Linked DNA regions of Homo sapiens: region 2 is linked to region 1. Evidence: read pairs that join two places in POLR2A ChIA-PET (ENCODE). Cell type or tissue: Panc1. All regions are shown on one strand. Links, peaks and the distances in the headings refer to the core of each region. The heading gives the core; the rest is flanking DNA. Region 1 overlaps PLA2R1 (phospholipase A2 receptor 1). Region 2 has its middle 270 kb from the start of TANK-AS1.

Region 1 (4,401 bases), core at 287-4,286:
ACCATGCATGTCTCCCCACCCACAGTGCCTTCTCCTGCGCATTAATGCCTAAAATTCCACCACTGGAGTTTCTCTCCTTTGTCTCAACACTTTCCTTTATTTTTAAAAGGGAAATATTTTTGAGATTGCCTCATCTGTCATCAACATCTTGAAACAAGTAAGTTTATCAGATTATTAGAAAAACTGTTAATAGGAGAGTTGATAGCTGAGAGCGGTGGGATGGTTTTTCCCTATTAACAAATAAAGCTACAGAAGGAAAACTGGGAGATAACAATGATGGACCTTCTTTACTTCACAATTCTGAAATGAGTTCCAATATATTATGTCCCATTAAACTTTGCTTATTGTTTGTGAATTTCCTAGGACTAATTTTTATTGGTTATTTCTAAGGAAAAAAATCCCACTTTGTTGGCAAATTAAGTGGGTTTTAAAACTGAGATACACAGAAATTAAGCATCTTTTCTAATGTCTCATAAATAGTTTTCTCTGTGTTTGATAATGTAACAGAGGTTTGACCAGGGGTTTACCCAGGAAGAATGAGTCATCTAAGATACTTGTCCCAGCAGATCTGTGGGAGGAAGAAATTCTAAGTGTGTGTGTGTGATTAACTCTTGTGCTTCTACTTACATATTTTTATTCAAGACCTGGATTGAGTGGTAATGGCTGCTTTGCACTGTCTAGTTTGGGATTAGTCAATATTTGATTTTGTGCATAACATAGTTTTTTCTTAAAAATACTCTCACCTCTTTTTGGAATTTATTCAAATTGGAGCACTTCATTCATTCATTCATTTACTATCTCGATGTCGGGAATTCAGTGGTGAGGAAAAACAGACACAGCCCCTTCTCTTTTGGTGCTTACACACTAGAGGGAGAACAAACATTAGTAAATCGATCAGGAAAATGGCTGTGTAATTTAAAACTGTGCTGTACGTGATGAAGGAAAGTTATGTGGTTCTAGAAAAGTGTATAGCCAGAGGACCTGACTGAAGTGGTCAGAAAGGCAGGGAACATTAAAAATAGGGGGAGCTGCATGTGCTAAGGTCCTGCAGCAAGGTGGGAGTATGACATTTAAGAAACTAAAGGAAACATAGAGAACTAGAGTGGCCAAAGGTGAGACAAAAGAAGTGGAAAGGGTGATACCGTGTTGGACTTCTGGCCTCTATCCTAAGAGCAGTGGGAAACCCTTGATGGGTTTAAAACTAAAGAAGGACGTGACCAGGACCAAATTTTAAAAAGTTACTCTAGATGTAGTGCCAAGGATATATGGAAGAAGGGCAAGGGTGAGAAAGGTAAGAGCAGTTAGGAAGCTATTGCTGTAGTGCAGGCAAGAGACTGGTAGGTTGGGCTAAGATAGTGGTGGCAGAGACCATGAGGCAGTGGGAATGGGGATGGGTGAGGGGGCTTTTTGGGAAATGAGATGTCCAAATGGTATGGCTGTTGGGGAGATGGAGTGGGAAGGTAAGGATGCCTCTGAGGTTTCAGGCTTATTGTATGTGTATAAGTGCATGCAGACCGTGCCATTCATTGTGAGTAGGAACACTGGGAAAGGACCAAGTTTGGAGGGAACTGAATTTCATTTCCAAATATTGAGCTAGAAATGATTTTGAGACAAAAAAGAATTTTATATTGAAAACCCATTTAGAATACAGTAGGACCCCATTAATTCACAGTAATAATCAGAGATGCATTAAACTTGATCACATTTTGCAAATTAGTAAGTAAACAATTTTAAATTAAGGATGCTGTACTTCATCTTGCTGCTTTGCCTTAATTATTAATGACACAATTTCGGAGTGTGTTAGTAAATATGTTATATTTTTAGAAACAATGAAGTCGTGGTAATTGCAGGCCACACTTCCGTAGTCAAGCTAGTAAATCCTGGCTGAGGCAAACATAGAGGAAGCAGAGGAGATGTTTTTCTGGAGAGATTTATTGAGCTAACTGAACCAATGAGGTTCATTGGTATTTATGAATGGTTCATTAGTGTAACTATCTGAACACAAGGTGAATTCACATTAAATGATAAGACTTCCCAATAATTAATATGTGCCACTCTTTAGAATTTGTAATTAGAGGAAAGAGGCAAAATGAAAGGAAATAGATAAAAGGATAGTTGTTATAAAATTAAACTCCTTGAAAGCCAATTCAGTTTATTTGTGAAGCAAACAAGACAAAAAGGACCAGAAGAATTGAAAATGTATTTTCTCTCTTAGTTGGCAACTCAACCTCAAGCTAGTTCAGTGTTTCTGGTTTTTATCCTAAGAGTAGTGGAAAATTCCTGAAGGGTTTAAACTAAAGGGTGACATGATCAGGACTGAGTTTTAAAAAGAATTACCTTACACTATTGACATTTGGGGTCAGATAATTCTTTCTTTTGAAAGACTGACCTGACCTGTGCTTTGCAAATGGTTAGCAGCATCTTTGTCTCTACCCATTAGTTGCCAATAGCAATCCCCTCCCCAACTGTAACAGTGAAAAATATCTGCAGGCATTATCAAAATATACCCTGAGGGGCAAAATTGTCCTGTTGGAGAACCACTGAGCTAAATTTAGAATGACTGACAATGTCATTTGACAACCATTTTAGGGTCTGTTGTCTTTTATTTTGCTTAATAAATGTTTACTAGGGGCCTTCTCTGGTGTGATGTTCAAAGAGGAGTAAGACTTAGTCTCTCTGCTTTTAAGGGGTGTATGATGGTGGGGAAGGGGTGGAGAACTGAAAAATTTGGAAATTAAAGAATGATGGGGAAAGATATTGTATTAGACCAGTCTTGCATTTCTATAAAGGAATACCTGAGACTGGGTAACTGATGAAGAAAATAGGTTTATTTTGACTTACAGTTCTGCAGGCTGTACAAGAAGCATGGTGCCGGCACCTGCTACTGGTGAGGGCCTCAGGGAGCTTACAATCATGGCAGAAGATAACAGGGAACCAGCATGTCACATGGCAAGAGCAAGCACAAGAGGGTGAGGTGAGAGGAGGTTCCAGACTTTTAAACAATCAGATCTCGCATGAACTGAGAACTCATTGATCACCTAGGGGATGGTCCTAAGCCTTCAAGAGGGATCTGCCCCATGATCCAATCACCTCCCACCAGGCCTCACCTTCAACACTGGGAATTACATTTCAACATGAGAGTTGGAGGGAACAGACATCCAAACTATATCAGATATCATTTCAAAATAAGGTAGGAAAGGATGCTTTTTCAAGTGTAGGTTTCCACGCTAACCTAGAATTATCCTGTAGTGGCGAGATCTTAGGATCTGATCTATCAATGACTAGGGTTATCTGTGTTCATTGATGAGAGAATTGATTATGAGAGAAGAATCCCCAGCAAGTTCCAGATGAAACATCCTTTGCATAAAGTTTCTCCTGACCTCTCTGGAATTTTGCCTGATCCATTATAACCTTTCTCTTCTATCTTTTCCTCTCACCAAACTCCATCTGTTCCTACCAACATTCTTAAATTTCATCGAACTTTCAGGGAAAAACAAACAAACTTATCTTCAACCCTGCCTGTCCTGCCAAGTATGTATCATTCCATTTCTCATCCCATAAGAAAGAAACCTCTGTGGCAGGGCGCAGTGGCTCACACCTGTAATCCCAACTCTTTGGGAGGCCAAGGCAGATGGATCACAAGGTCAAGAGATCAAGACCATCCTGGCCAACATGGTGAAACCCCATCTCTACTAAAAATACAAAAATTAGCCAGGCATGGTGGTGCGCACCTGTAGTCCCAGTTACTCAGGAGACTGAGGTAGGAGAATCACTTGAACCCAGGAGGCAGAGGTTGCAGTGAGCCGAGATCTGACCACTGCACTCCAGCCTGGGCAACAGAGCAAGACTCCATCTCAAAAAAAATTTAAAAAGAAAAGAAAAGAAACCTCTGCCATGATGCAGACATGATTCTCTCTTGCATAACACTCAACTTTTATTGCCAAATTCCACAACCTTTTCTGTGTTCCCTCTAACATTGATGGCCAACCTTCCCCTTCATTTCTACTTCTTCCCAGGTTTCTTTGGTCATACCCTTGCTTTCTGTCCCACTGGGATCATTTATTTTTCTTCTCTGGCTCTTCCCAATAGACTTAGTGACCAAATGGCTGACTCAAGTATTTAGTGAATTTAAACACCTGATGTGTTTGACTCCCCATTATTTCTCTCTCACTTAAAGTAAGGAAGTGTGTTTGTAAATAAAATTGAACTAAGCTGTTCATTGCCACCCCCAGAATGTTTTTGTTTTTTTTTTTTTAGATTAAATGTGCCCATGTAAACTTTGCAATCAGAGTGGCTCCTTTTTAGGAAGAATACTACTTTTCATTGTGCTGAAGGCACTGTTCTGACATTTCACAAGACAAAACGCATCCCTGCTTCTGTTCCTGCCTGCTGCAAATGCAG
Region 2 (4,401 bases), core at 117-4,116, 930 kb before region 1:
CAAAAAAAATTGAAAATTAACGAGGTATAGTGATGTGCCCCTGTAGTCCCAGCTACTCAGGAGGCTAAGGCGGGAGGATTGTTTGAGCCCAGGAGGTCGAGGCTGCAGTGAGCCATAATCATGCCACTGCACTCCAGCCTGGGCAACAGAGCAAGATCCTGCCTCAAAAATAAATAAGTAAATAATAAAATAAAATAAATGAACAGTCAAGAAAGACAAATGCTGAAAAAGATTAAAACTATCATGCTATGATTTGGTAATCTTGCATAAAAAAAAGAAATGCTCTGGTTGGCTAGGAATGTCTAAACAAGACCATCTTCTTTTACGTATACCCTAGAAAAATAACTTCCATTTCTGTAGTACTTCTATGGATCCTTAAGAGAATAAGTATGTCAATTTTTCTAATAAAGGGAACTGATACTGTGATAAATTAGTAAATTGTATAATGTAACACAGCTAGTGAATACAGAGATCTGGGTTGAAACTCAACTTGATGTGACTCAAAGCCCATTTTCTCTCCTCCGCTTAACATTTTCAAAGTGGCCTCTTGTTACAGTTATACTGATGTTCATGCCTTACCTCAAGATTCTAATTCAATTGGTCTGGGGTGGAGCCCTTTCTAGGTATTTTTTTTACAAAGTCCCTTACATGATGTTCACATATAGGCTGGGTGAGCACCATTGCTCTACATGTGCTGACACTCAAAACCCAATAAATGTGGAGAAAGTGACAGTAATAATATGGGCAGGAAGCATTCACATATGGAAATATATTATTGAAGAATCAGTGAAATAACTCAGTTTGATCAATGAAAATACCTGTTTTGAGCTGAAGGGTTTTCTTCATTCAGAGCTTATGCATTCAGTTAATGAGAAAAGTTTCTCTTGTCAATAAAGATGGTGTTACAGCTTATGTAACAGGAAGTTTAATCATCACACTCTAATGGCTTCTTTGGCCTAATAGGACAGTAATGATTAAAGGTCAATCTAACACTTGCTATGGATTTTTCATCAAAGGTTGTCAATGAATACCATTAAGTCCAACAAGAACAGGGCTTCTTGTGTAATATTCAGTTCAGATTAGGAATTTCACCCTTATAAAAGCTTAGAATAGCACATAGGCACTATTTACTGAGAGCTTACTCTATGGCAGACAACTGTATTAAGAATTTTAGAAATGACTTTGTTTAATCTTCTAGCATCTCTGTGAAATAGTAGTATTACCTTTATTTACAGATGAGAAACTCGTATTCAGAGTTCATACAACTTGCTCAGTTTTGTAGCTAGAAGAGGAAACCGGGATTCAAACCGAGGTCAATTTGACTTGAAAACCAGTGCTTTTAATCTTGGTTTTATACTGCAGAAATATGAAACATAATATCGGGATAATCATAATCTCTCAATGAAGTTTAAAGTATGAGAACATTTGAACATCATCCCGCTTGGCCTGCCCTAGCTCCATCTAGCTGCAAGAGCTAAGCTTTCCATGTCTGTGAGAATCCATCTGGCAAGTGAGGTCTGGGTTGGTTTGCTGCCCAGGGCCAGAATTCCCAGGTGAGTCCCTGGGCTGCTGCTCCCTGGACCCCAGCATCAGCCCCACACAGGCCCCTGGAACGCTGTGCGATGTCCCTTATTGGGCGTGAGTGCAGAGCCGGGGCAGGAACTCCAGCAGGCCTGCGCTTCCTCCCAGCCCCCACCACCCCCTCTCCGACTGATTCCAATATTTTGTGTATTGATGTGAGGTCAGGCTTCACTAGGGGTAACTACAGCCCTTAGGTGCTGTGAATTGTGTTTCTCAGGAGGCATCCAGCCCCAGTCCTTGTAGGTCTGACAAACCCATCTAACCCATCTCTCCCACAGATCTATTAGAAAACGCCAGCATGCTTAGGTTGGCAGATGAAATACAAGATGCCTAGTTAGGTTCGAATTGCACATAAATGAGAATGATTTTTCAGCTTATGTCCCAACTGTTATGTGGGACACACTTATACTAAAATTGTTTATTATTTACCTGAAATTCAAATTTAATTGGGCATCCTGTATTTTCATTTGCTAACCCTGGCAACCCTAGCATGCTCACTCACCAAAATTATGTAGGTCTGAACATCAGTGTGGAAAAAAGAAGAAGAAAAATCCAATTTCTTATCATAATGGAATACATATAATAAAGGTTCCAATAGAAAACTTTAAAAGAGTTTTCTTGCTTCAGTGTCACACTTTCATAAGCATCAGTGAAAATTGGCTTAATTATCTTGATGTGATGAAACATGCCACAATTTGTCTTTCTCCTTTATATCCTGATGACATTCATAGTAAAATTGCTTTACTATATACCAAAAATGTTTTTCTTGTGCTTTTCTCTCTGACTGAAATTTCAGATGAGTTTTCCTTTAAAAAAAAAAAAAAAAAAAAAAAATCCTATTATACCTAGAGCTAGATGGTAAAGAAGAAAAGTCCTTGACAGTGACGTGGTCAAAATAAAACAATATTTATGATAATGTAAAATAATAGTGAAATTTATTGTCTAGAAATGCCAAGAGATTTTTGAATGTTTTATTAATCCTTACAATACTCCTTTGAGGGGATGATCATTGTCTGGGTTTTACAGATAGAAAAATTTAGGTACATAGAATTATCTTCTTTGTCCAAACTAGAAATTTGGGACACTGTGTGTAGGCCAAAATCTCCATACAGCCTCCCTGTCCCAACCACTTTGCTCATGGCTCCCAGCTTCTGAAATCCTGGCCTAAGAGCCGTGAAAGAGTTAAAGGAACCAATAATTAAAAACTGAAGAGAATTCTGATAAGTGATTTTAGAAAAGTGCCAAGGAGTATCCCAAATGTTTGCCCACTCATCAAGTTCTTGAGGGGAGGAGGGAAAGAGGAAGAAGAGCATGTTCAGCACTTCCTCAAAGCGCGAATATAAAATGTGCCTGGCCCTCAAGTGACTCGTAAAAAATAAAATGAAATCTCATATATGTAAACGAGCTCTGGTTATTCAGGCTGGATGAATCGTGATTTGTTTTTCCCAACACTGTATTTCTCTATCTTTTACAGGGCCGCTAATGTACATATATTCAATATGGGAGATGGTTCCTAAATGTCATCCAAACATGCCTATTTGCTCTCATGGGATCTATGACTTTAATTAGTCCTCATGCCATTCGTCTTCAAGATCCCATCAAATACTTACTTAAACTGTGTGTGTGTGTGTGTGTGTGTGTGTGTGTGTGTGTGTGTGTCTGGTTTTCACCAGGCATGGAGCAGCATCACAGCCAGGGCCCTGTATGTGTGTCTGAGGTGGCAGGGCCACCTCTGGAGAGCCAGTGGCCTTCATTCTGCTTGGCTAGGTGACAAGTGGTTCCAACATGCACCCTGTGTTTTATAATGTGGACATCTGACTATTTCTACTATTCTAAAGTGCAAATGTCCCCAAGTTCATAAGTGGCACATACTGTTTCACAGTGAATTGGGCCTTTTATCAGGGAGGAAATGACCCAAATTGGCATGTCTGTAAACAGATTCCATCAATACAAGCCCTTTAATAAAGACAGCCTTTGGTGGTGCTGTTCAGGGAGGAGGGTGAATGGTAGGGAGGTGCACCCTAGACAATTTACTGGGTAAGCATGTGTCTCTGCAGCAGGATCCCTGCACGAGAATTACCGTTAGACCAAGTAAATCTAGAGATTAGTCTGGAGTCTCTTTTGTGCACTAAAATTCGGCACATTTTTTTCCATCCCTAAGCCCTTTCCTGAAAATGGGTTTCTAATATTATATCTGAATTCCTTGTTCACTGAACCTACAAGGAACGTATGGCGCAATGGAATTAAAAGATTAAACCTCAAGCCACTTGCGCTAAGTCTTTAAATGCCTTATGAAGAACAGTTTACATAGCAACTGAGTCTACAGTTGGAGTACAGACTCATTTGCTTTTAGAGAGTCTTAGAAACTCAGGTGTTATGAGAATTCTCTTTGTTAACCATTTTCCTCCTGTAGTAATAGGCCCAGTGGCACTATAATTCCTCCTAATGCACACCATTAAATTTCACTTATGGTTGTATGTATTTAGGTTGTGTTTTGGCTTCATCTTAAATATTACAAGGTGACCTCATGTGATCTGGACTTGGAGATTAGGTCCTCTTTAGATATCACGTGCAGCTTCTTGAGTAATCTCATCTAAAAGCTTGTTAGAGCTGTATGCCAGCTCATTTGAAATGTATGCCAGCTTATTACTATAGATGAGAAAAAAGGGGGCCAAGAAAAGTTAGTAAAATAATAATAGTAGTAGTAATGGCTAGCATTTGCTGAGTACTTTCTGCAGCCTAGAAACAAATGCTTTTTCCTGCATTTTTTCTTTCAGGCCTCAGAGTAGGCCTGCGAGTTCTGTACTAATATCTTCCTCA

Evidence for each region. ChIA-PET counts read pairs that join two places held together with the same protein. Peaks named below come from ENCODE experiments on the same cell type or tissue, not always from the same donor. Only the 100,000 strongest peaks of a DNase experiment are listed, where the experiment ranks them.
Region 2: POLR2A ChIA-PET joins it to region 1 with 11 read pairs; 2 of 35 experiments call an interaction of 5 or more read pairs at or near these places.

The regions. Positions count from the first base shown.
Region 1 is chr2:159,956,828-159,961,228 of GRCh38, reverse strand. The region is part of intron 20 of PLA2R1 (phospholipase A2 receptor 1); the gene reads left to right. Among named protein-coding and RNA genes, the nearest start is that of LY75-CD302, 54 kb to the right of the region's middle. In Panc1, for the core only: no CTCF peak of the experiment used is centred there; no DNase peak of the experiment used is centred there; H3K27ac peaks cover 1,811 bases.
Region 2 is chr2:160,890,920-160,895,320 of GRCh38, reverse strand. No RefSeq gene overlaps it. Among named protein-coding and RNA genes, the nearest start is that of TANK-AS1, 270 kb to the left of the region's middle. In Panc1, for the core only: no CTCF peak of the experiment used is centred there; no DNase peak of the experiment used is centred there.